Regions from separate parts of the Mus musculus genome. Here region 1 is linked to region 2. The links are chromatin loops, found by intact Hi-C in ENCODE. Cell type or tissue: heart. All regions are shown on one strand. Links, peaks and the distances in the headings refer to the core of each region. The heading gives the core; the rest is flanking DNA. Region 1 overlaps E030030I06Rik (RIKEN cDNA E030030I06 gene). Region 2 has its middle 22 kb from the start of Gm34267.

The links. Hi-C counts contacts between places; a loop is a spot of excess contacts. Peaks named below come from ENCODE experiments on the same cell type or tissue, not always from the same donor. Only the 100,000 strongest peaks of a DNase experiment are listed, where the experiment ranks them.
Region 1: it touches region 2 in a loop (2.2-fold over the local background); 15 of 42 quality-filtered maps call a loop at or near these places.

Annotation. Positions count from the first base shown.
Region 1 is chr10:22,135,673-22,145,293 of GRCm38, reverse strand. E030030I06Rik (RIKEN cDNA E030030I06 gene) reads left to right here. Exons shown (of 2, transcript NM_001254745.1): 2 at 780-990. The coding sequence ends at 873. Among named protein-coding and RNA genes, the nearest start is that of E030030I06Rik, 8.8 kb to the left of the region's middle. In heart, for the core only: a CTCF peak has its summit at 4,160 (motif pointing left); a DNase peak (open chromatin) is centred at 4,173; H3K4me3 peaks cover 736 bases; H3K27ac peaks cover 430 bases.
Region 2 is chr10:22,032,137-22,041,757 of GRCm38, reverse strand. No RefSeq gene overlaps it. Among named protein-coding and RNA genes, the nearest start is that of Gm34267, 22 kb to the left of the region's middle. In heart, for the core only: CTCF peaks have their summits at 5,296 and 7,290 (motif pointing left); no DNase peak of the experiment used is centred there.

The sequences.
Region 1 (9,621 bases), core at 446-8,445, 100 kb before region 2:
TCAGTTATTACTTCCCTCAGTTATCCTGCCCAGCTTTACAAAGCCGCGCTTATGCTTGTGACAGTTTAATTACAGGAATTTGCTGATTGGGTAGATGAGACACGCAGAACACTTGTCAGAGTCACTCAATATATACAGTTAAATTTTCCCTTGCGGACACACAAGTTGACCTCTATAAAAAGGCCTTGACGAGTCACTAACATGTGCGAAAACTTGAGTTCCATTTATTTCAACGAGTGTTGAGGAAAGACCTCTTTTCTAAAAACTAGTTGTAGGAAAGACACCTGATTCATTGGTTGGCTACTCAGACAATTCTGCTGTCAGTGAAGGAATATCAGGATCAACAGAAAACTGGTATGTGTTCCTGTTCAGTGCACTGAGACATAGGTAAGTGTTACCTATGTCGCCCCAGACTGTAAGTTTGCTAGATTAGCAATAAAAAGGCTTCAAATTCAAGGAATAGCTCTGATGCCATGGTGATTGTCTGCCAGAAGATAAGGTTGTAATCCATAAATGTTTTGAGCACATTATTATTAGAGTATTTAGTCACAGTTTTAAGGGCAAAGAAAAATAAGATTTGTAGTGTTGCGATTATTTAAGGAAATGTTTCTCGTTTTCTCTTTTTAAAGTTCTCAGCAATGTGTAAGGAATATAAAAGAAGAGAAGTGTGACTTTAAGAACATCATATATTTATATTTTATTGTAAATTGTAAAGCCAGGATTTCAGAGGTCTTGATTCATGAGAGCCCTCATTAATAAATGTAACCTCCCCTCCCCAGCCTGAAACCTGTTTGCTCAGGTTTCAGTGTTAGAGAGCATTGGGGCGGAGCTTGCCGCCCTATCATCCTGCCACTCCCACTGCCTGCGTCCTAGCTGTTCCGGAGCCTTCGCGTGTTCACCTGCAACCTTACTCCACGATGATTTGGCGGGAATCGGGCCCCTTCCCCTGCTTCATAACTGAGTGTCGGAATTAGTAAAATCGAACCTTGATCAGAATGACTGCCTTGGTTTTATCATTCTCGCGTTCGCCTAGTCCCCTATTCTCTTCCAGATTCCAAGATGCATTTCCAGACTAGAACCCGGACATGTGAGCCGCTGGCCGGACACAACAAATAAACATGTTATTTTGTGGGTGAATAATCTATTGGGGGGTGCTTGCTTCAGTGAAAATGAGTAACGATGAGGTTTTAGCTCTGTGGTTGTATTCCTTTGTAAGTATATCATCATGGAAGTCATGAACCTCACTTGGAGTCAAGGAACATTGAGGTCTGTAAAAGGGAAACAGACACATCTGAGTAATTCTAGTGGTTTTCTTCTTGTTTAAGACTCAGGTCAACGAGTATCCACGGAGATAGATCCTTGTTTTAAAAAATAATGCTTCTCGTTTATTTCAGACCCACTGTTTAGATCTCTGACAGCCTTGAGCAGTTGGCAGTTGCCAGTATTTATGTCTACCAGGAGTGTGGGTAGGAAGTCTCATTTGCAGTACACCAATCTCCAAAGATTTCCTTTTGAAAACATTTTTTCTCCCTTCCTTAATTTTTACATTCCTGTCTTACTAGTGTTTAGTGGATAATTTTGTTGTTTCTGTGTTTTGAGGACAAAAATCTATTATCATACCAGAATGTTTGTTCTCAATTTACATATCAAATATGCCTTATTTTCTTCTCATTTAGATTTCCATTTATAACAGTTGCAGTTTTAACATACTTCACTGGAGATCCATTTATTTATAAATAGCCTATTGTACATTTGAACAAATAAACCAATAGGCAGTGTTTTCCTATTGTAAAGGAGTTTCCTATTGAAATCTGGAGTTCCAGATGCTGGTTAGCTTTAATGTGGGTGCTGGGTAATCAAACCTGGGTCCTCTGGAAGAGTAGCCAGTGCTCGGGGTGCTTGACCTAACCTACTATATTTCATTTATTCAGAGACATACTCAACAATCAACAGTAATAAAAAGCTCCAATCATAGTAGTCTGTGCACTGAATCGGTGGTGTGGGTGTCTCTCTTGTGTTGGGGGTGGGGGGGTCCAGCCCCAGGGCAGCTTCTAAGAGCAAATGCCATAAAAGTGTATACATGGGTGAGTACAGGAAATGCTGCTAGGTGGTCAGTTTGGGTCCAAGCCTATTGCAGATTACTATAGAACAAAGGAAGCAGTTCGATTGGCTTCTTTCATGATTGGTTTCCGAGGACACAACCAATAAGAATATGTAATCAATTCGGGCAGTAAAAGCAGAAACAAGGTATGAGAAAGTGTCCTTATAATAGTAGTTAACAGCACAAAATGGCAGGCTAGCCAGGTAAGAGGTTACCTAGGCCTTATCTAATCTGAAGTAGGCCTTCACATTCGATCTAGGCCTTAATAGTTTACCTGTACCTTAACAGCTAGCAGCTTTGCCCTCTGAGCCATCGCACATGCATGTATAGATGGATGAATATCTTTCTCTGTATTCATTCATTTATGAGATGCAAAGTCTCTGTACATGGTGCAAAAACATACAAGACAGACCAGGCCGGCCTCTCAAGTAAGTTCTGCCTCTGCCTCTCCCCAGTGCTGAGATCAAGACAATGTTTCTCTGCGTAGCCCTGGCTGTCCTGGAACTTACTCTGTAGACCAGGCTGGCCTGGAACGCAGAAATCTGTCTGCCTCTGCCTACAAAGTAGTAGGACTAAAGGCATGCCCCACCACTGCCCGGCAGTCTATTACTTTTAAATGCCAGATGAATCCATTCTTTTACATTTTCGGGTTGGTTTGTTAGTTGATTTTATGTTGTTTTTCTGGAAGTGTGGTGGCCTACCACCCACTCAAGACCAGGCATGAGAAATAAATAAGTAAAGATCTCTGAAACACAAATCTGGGGTTGGTACTAGCTGGCCATGGAAACACATACACACATGGAGTATTAAGCAGCTACATCCTCACCTGTGGGGGAGAGGGACATGAAACAGTTTCCACAGCCTTTTTATTGGTGGTGATGGTGATGATGGTTAGAATTCCTTGTTTATTTCTAAGAATCCCTGGGAAATATGATTTCTTTGATCTGTGTACCCTAGACTAACACACACACACACACACACATGCACACAAACATGGAGTGAGTGAGAGAGAAAAAGTAAGGAGAAGTGACATGAATTTTAGGAAAAAGAGATATTAATGGATTAATATTACTTCCATACATACAGACAGACAGACAGAAAAAAGAGAGAGAGAGAATTAGAGTAGAGCTGGGGCAGTTGTGGCACACACCTTTAACCTTGGGCAGATTTCTGCGTCCAAGGTCACCCTGGCTTACAGAGTGAGTTCTCTTTTCTCTTCTTTTCTTTCTTTCTTTCTCTCTCTCTCTCTCTCTCTTCCTTTCTTCATTCCTTCCTTCCTTTCTTTCTTTCTTTCTTTCTTTCTTTCTTACTTTCTTTCTTTCTTTCTTCCTATTATTATTTTTCTTTTTTTTTATGAGATAGGGTTTCTCTGTGTAGCCCTGGCTGACTTGGAACTCACTCTGGAACTCCAAGAAACTTTCTATGCAGACTTGGTTTCAGATACCTGTGGTTCCAGACTAAGCCAGCCTGCTCAGGGACATCACAGATAACTAGAAACATAGATTTCACCACCTCTTCATTCTATGTAACCAACCATGTAATATAGCAACACTGCACAAAAGCACTTGATAGTAAATAATTCAAAAGAATAAATTTATAGTTCTACTTTCTGATCATAAGAAAGATACTCAGTGAAAGCTGAAATGCAATCAGTCAAAAACTCTTTAATAAAATCCAAATGGCCTTCCTTATCAAACTTCTACAGACAACAGGACTAAATAGATCATGTTTCTCACTATTCAAAAACAAAAAGCAAAAATAACAGGCTAGGCAGTGCCTTTAATCCCAGCACTTGGGAAGCAGAGGCAGTCGGATTTCTGAGTTAGAGGCCTGCCTCACTCTACAGAGTCTCAACAAACAAAACAAAACAAAAAATAAAACAAACAAACAAACAAAAAGAAAGAACGAAAAGGAAAGGCAGAGTCAGGCTTTTACAGGTTTGAGGACAGCCTGCTCTACAAACTGTGTCCGACCCAAGACTGAAAGTCTCTGAGAGGAGTGGTCAGTGGGCAGGTCGCCTACAGCTCACAAAGGAAAAGGCAGAAGTGGTGTCAGGAGCTCCATCTGCTGGGGGACTCTGGGCTTGTCAGCTCTGGGTCCCAGCCTCCGGTCCTTGGTCCTCTGACTGCCGCCGGCAATCCCAGAGCTGGGAGCAGGGACCTTCGGAAGCAGAAGATAGGGCAGAGGGGAAGGAGCTGTGGGTTGAAGATGAGGCTCTGTTTCGGGCTTGGGGCTGCATGCTCACCCGGGGAGCGAAAGCAGCTGGAGGAGGAGTTGGCGTGGCAGGGCGAGCCCTGCCCGCCTTGTCACAGCCGGGCCAGAAAGCATGCTGGTCCAGGCAGGGTTTTAACCGCCGCCTCTGCTGCTGCTGTGCTGACCCACCCGTGCGCGTGGGAGCAGAGGGGGAAGGGCTCTGAGACGCATGGGGAATCTATGGTTTGATTTATGGCAGTGAATTCTAGAAGAGGTAGGGCTGTTGATCCAGGTGGGACCCAGGTCTGCTCTGAAAAACAGTGGCTTTAACTTCAAAGATAAGAGTCAAACCAAAAGTCCCCTCTAGTGACCATTTTACATTAAAAGTCGGTCACTCGGAGGAGCAAAAAGTCTGCCAAGGTCCCTTCTTAATTTCTACTGAAAGATTATGGGCCCTTGATCTAACTTCAGTCCAGTGGTCTAAAGTCAAACTTAGTGGGGGTCGTTACAGTCCATCCAATATCACGGAAAACACGAAACAAACACAAAACAGACACACACACACACACTGACAAATACCTGAAAACAGACACAAAAAACAAACACACACTGACAAACGGACAAAAAACAACTCAGAAATGCAAAAAAGTCAGGGAAGTGCTTAAGTCTTCCAATCTAGGAAGACTATTAACTCTTTACTTTCTGCCCCAGACAGACTCCTGGAGTCCTTCCTCTCGCTCAGGGCATCCCCCCAGAGCGAGCAGCAGCCCTTCTGCTGTTCACACTCAGTGCCTCATCCCAAGGTAGAGGTCTTCATTTCTCACGAAACGTAGAGGCTGCAAATTTCAGCACTGAACCTCGCCGGCTCACAGAAATATTTTAGACAAAAAATTTCACCTCCAAGTGGGTCTTCGGAGACGTGGGTGGTCACGCCAATCCCGGATGAACCCCCAAATGAAAGACTCTGAGAGGAGCCCCTTGCTCAGGCCTCAGGACAATAGCAGACACCCAAGAACTCAGGAGAGACCAAGCTTGATGTAAACCACAGGAGGCTTTATTTGGGGAAAGCCGGAGCTCTGGGGACAACTCATATCCCACACAGAGGTAGAGGAGTCGACCTCTAGGGGAAAGAGGTCCCAGTTTTTATAGGCCCTGGGGAGAAGTGGGGAGTAGGGGATTTCCAGATCTAAACAATGTCTATTCTCAAGAAATGGGTATGGGAGGGGTACAAAGAAAGAGTCTGGTGCAGGTGTATGTAGCAACTCAGGATTGGCTGGGCTGTGGTTGCTGGGGAGATTTTCTGACTCTTTCTCAGCAACCAATATCACAAACACCAGGCAGTGAGGTGCAGCAGTGGGCACACAACTGGGTTTAAGGAACGGTTAGAACATTGGCAGACACACGAATTCAAGGAGTGGCCAGAGCATTGTGCACCTCTATTTTTCTAAATCAGTGAAGCTAGTTCTGCTAACAGAGAAATCTATTTTGCCAATTTCAGGGCTTCTGTGACCTTTTACATTCTGTCAGGATCTTTCATTCCCCACTTCTTCTAGTTACTAGTTCTAATCTTAGAACTAAGCTGCAATCTCTTCTTCAAGGTTCTGCAGAGACTGGTATTGTTGTCTTAGTACTAACAGCTGGATGGCACCAATTTTTTCTCTAATAAAGGTCACCAATTTATTAAGATTTAGTAGGCCACACATCAGCAGTAAGAGCAAAATTATTAGAGGGCCCATCAGAGTAGAAATGAGGGTGGTCAACCAAGGGGGGTTTTATTTTTCAGGAGCTTGCTTTATGTGAGAGGCATGAATCTAAACAGAGATGCCTTTTACTTTGACAGCAGTGGGGGTGGTCAGCAGCACGATGTAAGGGCCTTTCTAACAAGGTTTTAGATTCTCAGCTCGATATCATCGGACAAGAACTGCATCTCTCACCTGGAACTGGTGTGGTACCATTAAATCTCCTGGTTCGTAGGCCTCTTTGAGCTGCTCTTAGGAGGTGTTGATTATGAATCTGTATATGAATTTATATGAGATTATGCATATTTGATTATGTAAAAGTTTTTCCTTTTGAGAGTGTTATTCTCTTTTCCTGGTTCAATAGAAATTTATTGCTCCAAACTTCCCCTTAGCCTGGACAATAGGGAAAAGGCCCTAACCCTAACCCTAACCCTAACCTACCTGCTGTTTTAGGGTGAGGTGCTAAGTGCCTGAGACTACAATCTCTGGCCTCAGATGAACACAGAGGGCAGGTCAGCTACAATAGCATAGTAATTTAGACTTAGATAAGTTAATCAGATACAGTAGCATAGTAACTTAGAGAAGTAAAGTTTTTATTATTATAAAGCAACCATAAATATGTCGTAAGACAAAGTCTTACCCTCCACGGAACTCTTCCCCCTCTGCCAAGCTCTTCCCCCTCTGCTGCCTCAAGAATAACTGACAAGAAAGAAGAACCTCGCTGGAGCTGGTCCCCTGGAAGTAAGATTGTAATTCTAGGTGCTGATATCTGGTTTTGTGTGGTAGAAAATATTTGATCTCAACCCAGGATTTCTACACATCCTCTGACCATTTAGTTCCTGGATAAAAGATGCATACAACCTTTATATTTATGATAAGCCTTAGTTAGCACAAGAGTTAGGCAGATAGCTATCCTCTATATTGTATACATATTTCTCAGCCAATAATTCCATTATATAATTTTCCATGGATTTGTCTGGGCTGCTCTTAACTCTAATTAGACCACTACTTTAATTACTTTAATAGTCATTAATACATGACCATTACTTAAGGTTCTTAATTCATGGTGGTTTCTCCTCTATTTATCTTCTTCTATCTACCTCTGTTATGATCTCCTGCCATCCCCAGGCAGGGAACACCAGAAAATGCCTATCTCAACACTGCCAAGTTTTTGACTTATAGGCACTTTTATTTACAATTCAGAAATAATTTGCAGGGCGTGGTGGCACACACCTTTAATCCCAGCACTTGGGAGGCAGAGGCAGGCAGATTTCTGAGTTTAAGGCCAGCCTGGTCTACAAAGTGAGTTCCAGGACAGCCAGGGCTATATAGAGAAACCCTGTCTCAAAAAAAACAAAAAAAAACAAAAAAACAAAAAAAAAAACAACCAACAACCCACAAACAAACAAAACCAACAGAAATAACTTGGGGGCAATGTCACATAATGTCACTTGGGTTTACATGCAGGCTCTCTCATCTCTGGAACAACCAGGTCTTGGGGGCCTACACTTAACATTACACTATTGTATTGTAATGTTATAAGCAAGCAAAAGATTATTGCCCCATTCCCTTAGGGTTGGGGTGAATGGCTCTGGATATTTTAGGAATTATAGATATGTTTAACTTTAAGGGATAGTTTGCAAGTGTTGTAGCTTTGGACAGGGAGGAAACTAGAGAGCTTAGACTCAGAGATTTCTATCTTTTCTTTCTTCTTCTCTATCCTTCTTTCTTAAGTAAAGTAAAAGGGATTTGAAGAGAAAAGGAGGAATATAGTAATATCATAGAAGTTAGAAGAATAGACAAATAGGAATAGGTTGTCAAATTTACTCTTAAACAAAACATTGTATAGCCATAATCGTACATTGATAGAAAGCTTTATAATTGATGTAAAATTAAAGTTATAATTTCTTACATTGGTACAGAATTTGATATAGGATTAAGGTTTTCATTGGTATAAATCTGTATATAGATACAAAATTAGAAATTAATAATGTTACTCTTAGTTAGGTGTTGTGCCTATGCAACTAATTTAAGAGTACAAGGCTTTGACCCAGTCCTTCTAATAGCTGTTATTACAACCTGTTTAGGATGATTAGTAACACAAGTTAAGGACCAGATAGCAAAGTCATGGTTATGTTAGATTATGATTCAATTATAATGAAGTATTTTCAATTTATTCAAATAGAATGGCTAAGAGTGGTTAAGGTTTAACAGTTCAGATATACTTTATATCGATAGGTAGTGTGACATTGAATACTATTTCATTATTAAGGATCATTTGACCATGAGATACGTCTGCTCCTGACAGCTCCCCCTTTATGGTTCAAAGAAGATACTGAGCATCTTTACAGAAGAGGTTGCTTATCATGGCAAGGTAGCCATGGGAAACAAATTGCCTTTATCATCTGCAGACAAACTACTGCCCAAAACAGACAAACAGATGTGAGATAGTCAACTGGTAAGCTCTGCCAAGATAGGGTAAGCTAGTCCTGGTTCCTGCTTGATTTCAAGATCTGACAGATGGTACTGGGTCAAAAGGCTGAAGACAGATGCTACAATGTTATGAGAAATTAGGGGCTGTCCAGGTAGTTAAATGTCTCTACAAACTGCTAAAGTTTTAGAAGCTATGTTTTGTGCTTCTTATATACTCAGGTGGTTTTTAATTCATTCTTGGATTTTGCTGGAGACCATACCATGAGAAAGTAGGCCTTTCACAGTTTCCCATCCTAATAAGCCAAATGGCCTTGTGTTAAGGAGCAGGTCGCCTCCTCTTCCTTATCTCTTCCTGACTCCCAAGACTTCTAAGGACATGAGTTACGTGTTGAGCCAAGCCTGACACCTAAGGCTGTTAAGGAGGATTCTACATTCCAGAGATAGACTCAGAGTGCCTCTCACCTGCAGTCTGAATTCGGCCTTCATGCCCCCATATGCCCACTTCTTTGTTCTTAGTTAATTTTCCCTCAACCCCTCCCTATTTCCCTTGCTGTGTGCTTAAAACCTGGTGTTTCAGCCTAATAAACTGAGACCTTGACAGGAATCCTCCTTGGTTTCTGCTTCTCTTTCTCTTCTCGCTCATTTCTCTTCAGGTTTGCAGTCCCCCTCCCACCCACGAATAACTGGGTCCTGCTGGACGGGACAGGATTTCTAACAGGATTGTAGACTAGTTATAGTCTCATAAGAAAACTTATGTTGTTTTGTATTGAGAGATATGATATAGGATGAAAGGATGGTTTTCAGATGGTAATGTAAACTAAAATCAAAACATAATTCTGGTATAGAATTGTAAACTATCTAAATTAGGATAGATGGTAGAGTGCTTCATCATGTGTTTGACCGTGTGTGTGTGTGTGTGTGTGTGTGTGTGTGTGTGTGTGTGTGTGTGTGTGTGTTTGACTGCTCAAACAAAGGCATTAGCCAAAGATTGGTCAGGGGAAGGAAAAGATAGGAGGAGAGATCTCAGAGGAGGGAGGAAGAGGGGGTGGAAGGAAGATGAAGCAGAATCGAATGGCCCAGAGAAGCCACAAGTAGCAAGGGGTCTCATAGCTGGGGAATAAATTAGTATAGTAATGGATCTGCCCAATCTAGACA
Region 2 (9,621 bases), core at 523-8,522:
ATTGGTGTTTGGGCTGCAGCAATAATTTCTTTTTCCCTGAAATGGCTGTTTGCTGTTTGTGCAGCTGTCATAGATGTATTGAGGTGGACTGTATTAGGTCTTCATGGGAGCCAGGGTACAGGTCAGGTTAATGGGACCTGTAAGTAGAAATGGGAGGAGGAGGCTGCAGGCTCTACCATGCAGAGTGTGTTTACAGTAACCTGTCCAGCCGGCTCCTGATGGAGAAGAATCTTATAAAGAAGAAGTTGGTGATGTTGCAGCAGGAGAGCAAGGAAGTACAGGCTGATTTGGCCATCATCCATCAATATTTAGTGGACTTGAACCTGAGTGGTAAAAAGGAACAAACAGGAGAAGACCAGCAACACTGGTCACTGAATTAGCCTCTTTTGAGAAACCGTTACAACTGGCAAGTGTACCTTTCAACTCTGCTTTAATCTGCAGTCGACTAAGGGTGACAGGTGAATAACATGTCACATTCTTGCATGTCCTCATGATAGGTGGAATACTATGCAGAGGTTTGAGTGAGTTCTGGGTCCTTAGACAGGAGACAGGTAGAGGTCATATGATATCCCATGTGCCTGCACCTTGGAGGCATTAGAGCCAAGTACAAATGTCAAATGAGTGCTTCTCATTATCATTGGTCTGGGTGTCATGTGCCCTTCTCCATTCTTCCTGTAATCCATTGAGGTCTCTTCCTTTGCCATGTTCTTGGTTGGAACTGATAGAAGCCTGAGTTGATCTTTGTCAGAACATGTTTTTTGTGACTGTTGTTGAACACTTTGCCTGTCTTCAGATTTAACATCAATAATTTCAGTTAAAATATTAATGTTGACAAGTACAGTTGAGGTGGGGGGAGGCAGCAGCCTCACAGCTGCCATGTCTGTCCCCTCCATGCCTGTGTCTTAGTAACTGCCTTCCTCTCCCAGGTCTCAGAAACTGCAAGAGAGCTGGGATTGGCCACAGCAGAAGAGAGCATCTTGCAGAATGAGTTGCCACACCAGGAGGCCCCTACTGAACACCATCCCCAGCATCCACAATCTTCCTTGGATGAATCTTCTTCTATATAATTCATTTTCTTAGGGTGAATAGGCCTTTACTAGGAAGCCATGGCTGATTCAGGGTGTTGTTCCCTTTTCTCTTCAGACAACTCCTCTTGCCAGAAGGTACGTCAGCTCAAAAAGCTGAATTAATTGCCCTGACCCAAGCCCTTCGGATGACTGAGGGGCAGTCCATCAACATTTACACCGATAGCAGGTATGCTTTTGCTACAGCCCACATCCACGGTGCCATCTATAGACAAAGAGGGTTGCTGACATCAGCAGGCAAGGACATAAAAAATAAAGAGGAGATTCTGAGCCTCCTTGAGGCTATTCATCTGCCTGCCAAAGTGGCCATTATACATTGTCCTGGACATCAAAAAGGACACGATGCTGTGACAAGGGGAAATAACATGGCTTATGTTAAAGCTAAACAGGCTGCACTCGGCCCTAAGATACTGCCCTTCTGGACTCAACAGATAGAACCTCTCCAGAAAGTTGCTCTGCCAGAACTGGAACTGTGCAGCCAGAGTTTTGAGTATACCCCTGAAGATATGAAACTAATGGACAATTTAGGGTTTACTGCAGAAAATTCACAGGGCCAACAAGCAGCCAGTAATGGTAAAATAATATTACCACAAAAGGAAGGGAAAAGATTTATTGAAAATATACATCTGCTGTCCCACCTGGGAGTCAAACCCTGCAAATGCTGGTCAAAGCATCTGCTTTTTATGTTTAAGACTCTCTGATGTTGCAGAAGCAGTAGTTAAGAACTGTACCGTGTGCCATGACTAATGCAGGACATTCAAGATATCCTCCAGGGAGAAGACTACGAGGAGATCACCCTGGAGCCTATTGGGAAGTAGATTTTACTGAAGTAAAGCCAGCTAAGTAGGGTAATAAATATCTTTTAGTTTTTATAGATACCTTTTCAGGATGGGTGGAGGCCTACCCAACAAAAAAAGAAACTTGCCAATGTTGTGGTTAAAAAAATCCTAGAAGAAATTTTTCCATGGTTTGGAATACCTAAGATAATAGGGTCTGACAATGGACCTGCCTTTGTTGCCCAGGTAAGTCAGGGACTGGCCATCCAACTGGGGATTGATTGAAAATTACATTATGTTTATAGACCCCAGAGTTCAGGCTAGGTAGAAAGGATAAAAATAAAAAAAAATTTTAAAATTGACTAAATTGACCTTAGAGACCCGTGGAAATAACTGGACAGCCCTCCTTCCCTTTGCCTTGTTCCACATCAGGAACACACTGGGATCATTTAAGCTCACTCCATATGAAATCCTGTACAGGGGGCCTCCCCCGCTCACTGAAGTGGGGAGAGTGTTAGATCCTTTAAAATTTAACCCTGGTCCTTTTTGTTTACATTCATGAAAGCCCTAGAAGTGGTCAGAAACACCACCTGAGAGCAGCTCAAGGAGGCCTACGAACCAAGAGATTTGATGGTACCACACCAGCTCCGGGTGGGAGATGCAGTTCTCATCTGACGACATAGAGCTGAGAATCTAAAACCTTGTTAGAAAGGCCCTTGCATCGTGCTGCTGACCACCCCCACTGCTGTCAAAGAATAAATCCCCTTGGGTAGCCACCCTCATTTCTACTCTGATAGACCCTCTAATAATTTTGCTGTTACTGCTGACATGTGGCCTGATAGTTCTTAATAAATTGGTGACCTTTACTAGAGAGAAGATTGGTGCCGTCCAGCTGTTAGTACTAAGACAACAATACCAGTCTCTGCAGAACCTTAAAGAAGAGATTGCAGTAACTAAAAGAAGTGGAGAATGAAAGATCCTGACAGAATGTAAAAGGTCACAGAAGCCCTGAAATTGGCAAAATAGATTTCATTGTTAGTAGAACTAGCTTCACTGATTTAGAAAAATAGAGGTGCACAATGCTCTGGCCACTCCTCGAACCTGTGTGTCTGCCAATGTTCTAACATTGTGTGTGCCCATTGCTGCACCTCACTGCCAGGTGTTTGTAATATTGGTTGCTGGGAAAGAGTCAGAAAATCTCCCCAGCAACCACAGCCTGGCCAATCCTGAGTTGCTACACCTGCACCGGACTCTTTCCTTGTACCCCTCCCATACCCATTTCTTGAGAATAGACATTGTTTAGATCTGGAAATCTGCTACTCCCCCCCTTCTCCTTTCCCCCTTGAGGGCCTATAAAAACTGGGACCTCTTTCCCCTCGAGGTTGACTCTTCTACCCCTGCGTGGGATATGAGTCGTCCCCAGAGTTCTGGCTTTCCCCGAATAAAGCCTCATGTGATTTGCAACAAGCTAGGTCTATCGTGAGTTCTTGGGTGTCCACTATTGTCCTGAGGCCTGAGTGAGGGGCTCCTCTCGGAGTCTTTCAGTTCAAAAAAAAGTTAGTGCAATACTCCTCAAATTATTCACAAAGTAGAAACAGAAGAAGCATAGCTAAACTCATCCTATGAGGTCATAGTCACCCTGACACAGAAACCACACGAAGACTCAACAAAGAGGAATTCAGTCCAATTTCTCTTTTTTAACCTCTCCATGCAAATTTACTTACCTTCATAATAAGGAAGAACATGTCTTCCTTTGTATTTAAAATTATGAAACTAGATACTGATATAGGACACAAGGTAATTGGGTTCATAAGAAGTGATGCATAATAGAGAGGAACATGCTCATGGATTTGGAACCAGTCACAACTATGATGTGTACTGGTTATTGAAAATTAATATCAGAGTGACATAGTTGTATGTCTTTAGGAAGGTGACTGGTGGGTGACACTGATCCTAAAATGCCTCCTGTATTTTAGTCTATACAGAAAAACATAGGAACAAAGAAAATATTGGGGTACATTCAGGAAACAGGTCTGGAAGCCATTAAATATTCCCAGAGGAAAAGTTTCAACCAGCTGCTAAAAGTTTTTTTACCAGGTGGGATGAAAGATATCCTTTCAAATACAATTGGTGTGAAATGGGTGAGCGAAAGCTTTAACTATTCACTCTCTTTCCACTTTCTCTCTACTTTGGGGTTACTCACAGAATCCCGAAACCTTTCCACCAAAATCTGGGTTTCTACCAGGGCAAAGATTGGAAAACGAGTTATGAAAACACATGCAGAGTTCAGTTAAGGGCCATGAGTGGAGGAAAACAGGGAAGTTCTAGGGGAGCAGATAAGTTATTTTTCAGGGCCTAAGGATATAAAACCCCAGGTGTTGGGAGAGAACAGAATACGTTGGTGGTATCCCAGCTGGAAAGAGATGGTGTGTGCAAATCAGGATAATAGCAAGAAGGTTAGTGACATAGAAAGATATTCTACAAAAAGGTGTTAATTGAGGGAAACTACTACTGTCCTGGAGTTCGCAGCAGCAGAGCTGTTCCTCTTTTTTATTATTAGATATTTTCTTTATTTACATTTCAAATGTTATCTCCTTTCCCGGTCTCCCCTCTGAAAAGCCCCTATCCCATTCTGCCATCCCCTGCTCACCAAATCACCCACTCCCACTTCCCTATCCTGTCATTCCCCTACACTGGGGCATCGAGCCTTCATGAGACCAAGGGCCTCTCCTCCCATTGATGTCCAACAAAGTCATCCTCTATTTCATGTGTGGCTGGAGTACACTGTTCCCTCCAAGTATACTCTTTGGTTCATGGTTTAGTTCCTGGGAAATCTGGGAGTAGTATTCATATTGTTGTTCCTCCTGTGAAGCCGCAAACCACTTCAGCTTCTTTGGTCCTGTCTCTAACTCCTCCACTGGGGACCTTGTGCTCATTCTAATGGTTGGGGGCAAGCAGCCACCTCTGTATTTGTCAGGCAGTGGTAGAACCTCTCAGGAGACTACTATAAAATAGACAAGGAGGGATACTCACAAAGGTAAAATCTTCCAAGATGAACTATCAATTCTGAATGTCTATGCTCCAAATGCAAGGGCATCCACATTCATAAAAGAAACTTTACTAAACCTCAAAGGAGAAAGATGCTGAGAAAGAAAGCAGGGAAAGAACACCCTTCACAATAGTCACAAATTATATAAAATACCTTTGTGTGACTCTAACCAAGCAAGTGAAAGATCTGTATGATAAGAACTTCAAGTCTCTGAAGAAAGAAATTGAAGATCTCAGAAGATGGAAAGATCTCCCATGCTCATGGATTGGCAGGATTAATATAGTAAAAATGGCTACATTGAGGGTGTCATGTTCTTGTGGTGTCCTTTATTGCTGTCCAATCCTTCCTCCACCTTCTCCACAGGACTCCCGAGCTCCACCTAATGTTTGGCTGTGGGACTGCATTTGTTCCTATCCGTTCCTGGATGAAGACTCTGATCTCTGACATGACTGTGCTCGGCTCTGGTTCCTGTGTATCCTGCAAACTGTAGGTCTGAGGTTTTGTGGTAGGGTCCAATCCCTCCATTTGAGATCTTGCCTGGTTACAGAGGATGGCCAGTTCAGCCTCTGTGTCCCTCATTACAAGTCCTTGCTAGTATGACCCTTATAGATTATATGGAATTTCCATTGCATTACATTTCTATCTCATTCCTGAAATGTCCACCAATTTCAGTCGTCCCTCCCAATACTCTCCTTCCACCCTCTCTACCAGATCACTCCCGTTCCCATCCCCAGCCACGCCCAGTTTGCCATCAAAATCCATTCTATTTCTTCTTCCCAGGAAGATCCATGTGCTCGCCCCAATACCCCCACCCTATTCCTTTAAGCCTTCCTTGTTACTTAGCCTCTCTAGGTCTGTGGATTATAGCATGATTATCCTTTACCGCTAATATCCACTTACAACTGAGAACATGCCATTTTTGTCTTTCTGGGTCTGGGTTACCTCACTTAGGATGATGCTTTCTTAGATCCGTCCAAGTGCCAACAACAAATTATTATCATTTTTGTTCTTATTTATTGTTATCATTATTATTATCATTATTATTTGAGACAGGATCTCATTAAGCAGTTTTGCCTGGCCTGGAACCATCTATGCAAATCAGGCTGACCTCCCACTCATAAAGATCTGCCTGCCTCTCCCTCCTAAGTACTGAGATTAAAGGCCTTGGTGACTATGTTTGACGTAGAATTTCTCTTTGGAACTTGGAGCTTGCCTTTTGTCACCTCCAGGGACCCTCCTGTCTCTGTTTCCCCAGAACTAGGATAATAGGAGACCACACCACTCTCAGCACTTTTATGTGGGTTTTGGGAGATCATACTCTGCTCCGAGGGATTGTGTATAAACAGTTTACCGTTGAGCCATCTCCTTTGCTCAACTTCTACCTCTCCTTAAAGGCAAGGAATTGAGAAAACTTCTTAAAATACAGGGACGTGTTTTTCATGAGTGAAACTCTTCCCAGTCATGTCAGGACACTGAAGAGAGAGCCTCAAAATATCCTGGCCAACCGCTTTAAAGTGTTAACTTGATTTATAGCGTTATCCACTTTAAACCTTTTCTCTTTAAAGGGTTATCTTGCTTTACTGCACTAATTCCTCCTTCTCTGTTGACAGTTTTTCTTATGCTTGTTCTTTTGAAATGCCACTTTATAAATATCTTCTCGGTTGAGCCTTTATCTATTTTCAGAAAATGCTTTTGCTTTCCCGATGGCTTTCCCTTTTCCCCCCACCTTGAGGTGTTGGAGATAAAGCTCAGGGTGTCTATCGATGAACTAGATCCTCAGCCCTGGGAGTCTTTACTGTCTACAGAGCATCAGCCTGCTTGGGTGGCAGTTGCTTGGGTAGACTAAGGGTAAACTGCCGGTGATGACTGCTCTGACAGCCATGAGCCCTATACTATGATCCAGCTTGGCTACTGCCTCTGTGAACTCAGCTCACAGGTGATCCACACCTATATAAATGTCCTCATTTCACCAGAAACTACCTTGATTTCCTAAATCGCTGCTGCAAGGTGCTGATGGGAATGTCAGCATCCAGCACACACAGGTGAAAGAAACACTTTGACACAGTGGAAGGCATGGACCAGTCACATCTGATCACAGCAGTCTCTATTGCTACATCCCTTGTCTCTGAGTGATTTCAGGGCTCATGATTTAGGTTTCAGAAAAATCCCCACAGTTCTTAGACCTGAATATGAGTCACAGCGTGAAACAAAATCATGCTGTATATACATTTTGTATTACACGGGGGGGGGGGGGGGCGGGGGGGGATCAGTTATGAGGCAAAACAGCCAGTACTTGACTTTTTTAAAAAAATAAACGTTCAAAGTGTTTTATCGCCACCTCGTGGCAGAATAGCTGTAAGGCAACTGTAACAGAAGTGCTTTTGGTGTCCTAATAAAAAGAGGACCCTCCAGAAGCAAATAGGTTCATCTTTATTCCCGAAGAGGTGAAAAAAATGCTTTATCAAAAAGAAGAGAGAATTTGGACCTCTACTGAAATTATACTTAGCCTTCTGATTAGACTTTGCGAGAGCGTTTTAGGTGATATCAGTTCCCCGACGCCAGGAGGGGTTATGATTTTCATGAGTAGTTTCAACAACCAAAGGGAAAATCCACTTTAAAGCTCTATGAGGGGGAAAAACACCCTGTCTCTTAAATAAAATTGTGTGTGATAAATACTTTCTCAGTGTTTTATCCTCGGTGCTCCAGCAACTACTGACTCGTGGAGCCTGTGAACTGTAATGGCCCAGATCTGCTTCTGGAGTTCAGAGGCTCCTTTACTGGGAAAAGACTTCATTAGAAAACATTCTGCAAATTGGAAAGATTGCCTTGTTTTTATCTTACCATTCAAAAGTAGTGGCTATTTTAAACCTGGGGTTTTAAAAGTGTGTTTTGTAGAGCTCAATAACTTTCCCTATTAATTTTTCCCCATCAAAACAGTGCTCTTCTGTGTAATCCTGGTTGTCCTGGAACTCACTCTGTAGATCAGGCTGGGCTTGAACTCAGAGATCTATTGGTCTCTGCTCCTAAGTGCTGGGATTAAAGTTGTGCCACTGTGCCTGACTCTCCCTATTAATTTTTCACTGTCTCCTTAGATTCAAAATTTAATAAAGGAGTAATTTTTTGTATGTTTAGACATTTCTTAATTGGATCTCACCCAACTAAGCATTTTAGATAGGAAACTTTAAAGATTATTTACCGTGTAATAATGGGAGCAAAGGAAAAATGCTTTCTGCATATCAGAAAACATTTGTAAAGATCAAAGGAAGCATCCCCTGACCTTCAATACATATATACATTTACATATCTATGATACATATACATACATATACATAAAGTGTGCATTTCATAATAATATGGAAATATTGAGAGCATAGCATCATTTTTTCTCTTTCCTCCATTTTTCCCCCTTTCCAATGAATGTTTCTAGGCTACAAATAATTTTTTTAGACAAAAGTTAAAGAGCTACTTTAAAGCTGGTACTTGGCTACTAGTAAGTCAGGATATCCTTGGGAGTCCTGCTAAAATATTTTAGATAATTATGGTAGCACTTACGAAATTATGGGGAGCTTCATAAACTGTTCATGTAAATGTCAGGTCTATCACAGTCGCTCAGCTCTTACTGTGAAAGACGCTGTCACAGACAATACAGAAATAAGTGACCAGGTGAACAGGAAAAGCTTTATTCACAAAACCAAGTGATGTGCTAAATATGAATCAGGAGCTACAAGCTCTGCGCTGGGACAACAGAAATCATGACGGAGCCATGTCTGGATCTGAACCAAGGTCCTCAAAGAGTTTCTCTACTGTGCCAAGCCCCAGACTATAACCTAAGAACTGCTTTCTGGGTAGATCTTTCTTACAGATCCTTGTATGGACATCTCTGCCGGGTGATCATGGTTTTGTAGTTTACCAGTTAAAAATAAGGATATTCTTTTATCACTGTTTGGGGTGAATGGGTTCAAACTGTCCTTTCTGGAGACTATGAAAACATAGATTTGCTTCTTTTTGATTAAGCACAATCCTAGAGTCTTAGTCATTACAGTATATAACATCATAACCATGTAAGAGAACTACCAGGACTCTAAAAGTAACGTATTCACCAGATGTAACTGTCATCTTGGAGGCTTACCCTTTCTAGTTCTTCCTGAACTTGGTCTGATTCAATTCTTTGATTGTGGCCCAAACCCCTCTCCAAACTGACTGATTCAAACTGGTTTCTCTTGGCTTCTGACTGAATTAGTCTTAGTCTGTTTACCCTCAAACTATCAATCTGTTCTAACCTTCTGTCTGGCCTCTTCTTATTCTCTGGCTTGTTCAGTCCTCTCCTGTAACCTGTCTCTGTAAACTGCCCTCCCTCCCCAACTCTCTTAAGTCCTTTCTTTCCTCTTTGTTCTTGTGAGGGTTGTGCTGTTCTCATGAGAGTTGGGCATATCCTATCTCTGACTCATTCTGTTATCTCTCCGATTCATCACTTGGCCCCTCAATGAGATGTCACTTACAAACATGACTCTTCCTTCTATAAACGAACCTTACTTTCATTGTTTGGGATTAAAGGTGTGTAATTAGGATATGTCTGCATTCTAGCCAAATCACATAGGTCTAAAGTGGTCTATGGATGTGATTCCTTGCCAGAGACAATGTGTACTTTTTTGTTTGTTTGTTTTTTCGAGACAGGGTTTCTCTGTGTAGCCCTGGCTGTCCTGGAACTCAC